Regions from separate parts of the Mus musculus genome. Here region 2 is linked to region 1. Evidence: chromatin loops called from intact Hi-C (ENCODE). Cell type or tissue: gastrocnemius. All regions are shown on one strand.

Region 1 (2,500 bases):
TGCCATAACTAACTAAATGTGCAGTTTCCAGACTACCCCTGGTGAAATGGGGGTGTTCACCATATTAGTGATACATACGGCTGTGGGTTGGGGGGCAGTTCACCTTTGCTGAGGTCCTTGTTGAAGGTAGCCCTCCCTCTGGAAGGGAAGAAAGGACTTCACCCCAGCGGGAATTTGGTCCCCTTCTCTTAGCTTGGTGTCTTTGAAGCTTAGTTTCCCCAAGAGGGAGGGATGGTGGTCTATATTGGTCTATAGGGGGCCTGGTGCCCTGCAGGAGCTGCAGCTGGGGACCGTCTGCGCAGGGTCTGCAGTGGGCGCACAATAGCAGTCATTGTCTTGGCATGGCTGGCTGGAGGCGCCCAGCCCACCCTCAGGGTGACCCCCGCTCGGGTTGTGGGAGGGCTGTCTCCACCCCTGCCACCCCGGTGGTCTCTGCTCTTCCTCCCTTACTGCTGCTTCCTCCAGCTCCCTCTGCTCTAATTAGTTCCTTTTGCAGCTGGAAGAGCCTCCAGGGCTGGCCCAGCACCCTTTGGGGTTGCTGCTGCGGGTTCCCTTCATGGCCCTTGCAGGTGGGTGTGTCTCGGGACACACCTAGCCTACCAGGAGTGAGTGCTACAAAGCATGGCCTTTGGTCCCTGATCGCAGCCCTGCAGCCCAGGGTGAGAGTCACTCAGCCATCTGACCAGTAGGAAAACAGGCACAGGTGGTTTCTCCGGCAAGTCTTTCAGGCGGGTGGACTCCCTACCCCTGGGTATTGTACCCATGAGAGAGGGTGGTATCCCGTCCCTTTGGACCAGTAAGTTCCGGAGACCCACTGGTTCCAGATATCCTGAACTATAAGGGCAAGCTGCTGCTGGACCTTGGCTAAGGAGGTGATGGCTTCACTTTTCCCAGGATCATGGCCTGCCATTGTCCTTGTTCCAGGCATTTAAGTCTGGCTGGAGAGCTGAGCTGCAGAGTCAGTTAGAAGAATGGGGGACCTGCCTTTCTCCTCCCCCTTTCATCTAGCTCTAGGACAAAACCAAGCTGAAGCCAGATAGGCTGCTGCTGGCTGGGAGTAGGAGTGAAGAGGTCTTTGAGGTTGGCCATGGTCAAAGCATGAGTGGGGTCATAGGCCATCTGCTCCCTTGGGGTGGAGGATCAGAAAACTAGCAGGACTCGTTGCGACATCTCCTTCCTCCTTTCTTAGGAGGAGTGCAGAGCCTGGGCTGGATCCTGGCTTCCAAGAATGATCCCTACCTCCCTGGACAGAACCAAGGGACAGGAAGTGAAAGGGTATCCCTGGAGACTGGATCTGCTGATGGTGGGGGTGGGGCAGTCATTGGCGTCTCCTTTCCTGCTCTGGGTGCTGGCCTCCTCACCCAGGGAGATGGACCCTAGGTGAATGCTGTGCTGTTCCCTGGAGGTCCTCAGAACCAGATGACAGATCAGAGGCTCCTCCTAGGCTCCCTCTGGTGGGAGGACATGAGACAGGAGCAGGTGCCAAAGGCTACTGCTTGGTTGGCACTGTGACTGAGAGCCAGTGCTTGACTCTCTAGCTCAGGCACCCTGCCAGGGGTCTTTTCTCCATGGTGGGTGGTGGGGGCAGAGAAACCTGTGGCTTTGGGCCAGACGAGGGACCAGGCCACCAGCCCTTCCTGGCTCCTGAATTCTTAATCAGCATAAATATTTACTTCCTTCCTCCCCTTCCAGGCTCCCAGCATAGAGGAGCTTCAGGGAGGTTAGACTGAGACTGCGTCTAAAAATAAACAGGTAGAGACAGACAGACAGATTTAACGGGCTACAGGTCAGGCAGAGGGCAGCCTTTGCCTAGACAGGAATGGATGAGAAGGTCTAAGGCCATCACCATCACCTACCCACCTACATGGGTCTGGGACTCCCAAGAGGGTGGTGCTCTGGTCACCAGGGTATGATACAGTGAGTCTCTGGTCCAAGCGTTGTCTGAGCAGTAACAAGTGCATCTGACAGCCTCAGTGGGGACAAGTTACAGACCTGAATCTCACAGTAAACAGGTTTCCTGTGCTCTGATGATGCAGCCCTGTGTGCCCAGATTCCATGTAGCCACATGTAGTGGGAGCTGGAGATACATCCTTACAAGCAGGATTGCATTGCAGGCCAAGGAAGGGTGCACACTGTGTACTGGGGAATGCCGCTGAAGCTTGGAGTTTGAGGGCATAAGAGGGAAGCAAGGGACGACCAGGTAGGAGAAGCTGCCCTAGAGCCTTGGCCTGGAGAACAGATGGGAGGAACACAGTGAGTGACTGTCCTCTCTGCCATCTCCGCCCCATGTAAGGGCACAAGGTCTTACAAGCCCCCGAGGACACACTCAGCTGCTCCAGGTATTTTTCAGGTTTTTCCTTCCATGCCCACTTTGTATTAAATACAGTAGTAGAGTCTTTTAGTGTGGGTGTTCAGTAAAAAGATTTTTGCAGTGTGACAGTCTACACGAACAAAGGCCAGAGAAACAAGTGGGAGGTCTCTCGAGGGCGGAAGGTGAGGT
Region 2 (2,500 bases), 310 kb before region 1:
TTCCTTTTCTAAAGAACTATTTATTGTATATGAGTACACTGTAGCGGTCCTCAAACACCCCAGAAGAGGACATGAGATTCCATTACAGATGGGTGTGAGCTATCATGTGGTTGTTGGGAATGGAACTCGGGACCTCTGGCAGCAGTCAGTGCTGTTAACCAATGAGCCATTTCTCCAGCCCAGTCTTCCCTTCTTAGATTACAACTTATTCACAAAAAAAGTTCAAATATCCTACAGTAGTCATGTGTCTTGCTGAGGCAGATACCCAAGGACATCTATATTCAAATATATACAGATTGCATTCCCATATCCAAGTGTGTAGGATCAGAAGTCTTGTGGAATTCTGAATATTTGTACACAACTGGTGATATAGGTGTCTTTTAGTGATAGAAACTAAGTCTAAATTCAATGTTCATCTATGATTCAATATTTACATACTATACACACAGCAATGTTTTATGGTGTTATAAATGACTTCCTTTTTCCTTTCCTTTCCTCTTAGGGCTCGCCAGGCAGTGGCACACGCCTTTAATCCCAGTACTTGGGAGGCAGAGGCAGACAAATTTCTGAGTTTGAGGCCAGCCTGGTCTACAGAGTGAGTTCCAGGACAGGCAGGGCTACACAGAGAAATCCTGTCTCAAAAAAAAAAAAAAAGACTCTTAGGGCTCTTTATTATGTTTTGGGCTGTATGATGCTTGGTTCTGTGTGTGTGTGTATGTGTTTGTATTTGGTACTCCTGAGGATTGCATGCTGGGCAGGCACTTTACCACTGAGCTACATCCTCAGCTGGTTCTCTTTGAACACATGTGTGCTGGAAGCCATTTCAAGTCATGAAGGAAAGGCATCATGCAGCACTAACACAGAACTGTTGCCGAGCCCTAAGAGATGCTAGGTGAGGGCGGCACGAGGTAAGAATGCAGTCACACCTGTCCTGACACAGGGAGATGTGGAGCAGAAGCAGCAGCCCAGCCCCCACGATGGTGGCAAGGGAGGACCTCATCCAGGAGCTGAGCTGGCAGAAGTTACAGTAGTGCACAACGGCCACCAGCACCGCAGAGCCAGTGAACATGGTAACCTGCAAGAGAAGACACTGTTAGTATAGCCTCTGCCACCTCTGCCATGTTGCCTCCATCCTATCTGTGTGCCACAGAGTGAGAGGACCACCCCCACACACTTCTGTTCAGTATCAGGCATCTCTGGTACTTGTGATGGCTTGAATGTAAAATGTCCCCCACAGGCTCATGTGCTTGTATACCTGGTCCCCAGCCAGGGGTGCTCTTCTAGGAGGTTGTGGGGTCTCTGGGAAGTGGACCCTAGCAGCAGGAAGTCGATCTCTGGAGAGAAGGGCCTTGAAATTTAGAGCCTAGTTTGTGTCCTATCCCATCTCTGTTTCCTGTTTAACTAAGTTGTAAGGAGATGAAGAGTCTCAGCCCGACAAACACCCCACTGTGGAGTTATGCCTTCCCTGCTATGACAGGATATTCCCTTAAGTTCTGAGCCAGAGCTAATTCTCCATCCCTTATAACCTTTCTCATCAAGTATTTGGTCACAGTGACAAGAAGTAACTGTGAAATGTGCAGTAAGTCTTCCTTTGGGTAACCTACTGGTTTTAAAAACAGATCACATATCTGTCTCATGGCACAGCATTTTAGTTACAAGTCCACACTGCTAAGAGAATATTCCTCCAGACAGGTAGGATGGCACATGTCCCTTTGATAGACAGGAAAGGGAGGCTGCTTACTGGGGCTCTACCACTGTGAGAGGGGCCACCTTCCAAACTCTTCTTTCAGTCCTGCTGTGGTCCACTGAGAAGTGAGTTGATGCTAGGACCTCAGATGCTCCCAGGCAGTTCTATTACACTCAAGCACACTGCTCTCAGCTGAAAGGGTAAGAAACAGCCTCGTCCATTGTGGAGTAAACTCCAAAGCTCCTCCCCAGAACAGCAGCTACTCCAGGTGCCAGTCAGAGACTTAGCACCTGTTATGTGCCACCATGTATGTGTGTGTGCCATTATGTGTGTGTGTATGTGTGCCACCAAGCCCAGCTAGCGCATGCTTCCTATTTTAAGAGGGCAGCTGGGAGCAGTAACAGAGAGTACCTCTTTTAAAACTTCAATTTTTAGCCCTACCCCAAGTACCCAGACTTAAAGTGAAAGAAGAGGTTAGGGAGCCTGGAGGGCGTGGAGATGGCCTGCGGATACTTACATGTATGTTGGTCTCAAACTCAGAGGTGATGTGTGAATAGACAGCCAGGGCAGGAAGAGACACCAAGATTGCCCCAATGCAGTGGCGAGGGAGCCAGCCAGCGATCCATTCCAGCAACCACTTTGTGCATGTCATGACATCCTCTAGGAAAAACACCATTCTGGACACAGAAGGGAGAGGTTCAGGGGCAGAGAGTTAGCATGCCACACTTTCATCTGTCCCATGTTGCCATTTCTGATGCCCACCTGGGGGCAACTGGCCATACACAGAGCTTCACATCCAAATTACTGTCTCCA

Evidence for each region. Peaks named below come from ENCODE experiments on the same cell type or tissue, not always from the same donor. Only the 100,000 strongest peaks of a DNase experiment are listed, where the experiment ranks them.
Region 2: it touches region 1 in a loop (3-fold over the local background); 14 of 42 quality-filtered maps call a loop at or near these places.

What each region holds. Positions count from the first base shown.
Region 1 is chr16:4,605,344-4,607,843 of GRCm38, forward strand. All of the region lies in intron 1 of Glis2 (GLIS family zinc finger 2), which reads left to right. Among named protein-coding and RNA genes, the nearest start is that of Glis2, 12 kb to the left of the region's middle. In gastrocnemius, a CTCF peak has its summit at 1,474 (motif pointing left); DNase peaks (open chromatin) are centred at 381, 1,518 and 2,281; H3K4me3 peaks cover 427 bases; H3K27ac peaks cover 2,218 bases.
Region 2 is chr16:4,296,483-4,298,982 of GRCm38, forward strand. Adcy9 (adenylate cyclase 9) reads right to left here. Exons shown (of 11, transcript NM_009624.3): 8 at 2,205-2,364; 9 at 927-1,075. Among named protein-coding and RNA genes, the nearest start is that of Gm36359, 13 kb to the left of the region's middle. In gastrocnemius, no CTCF peak of the experiment used is centred here; no DNase peak of the experiment used is centred here.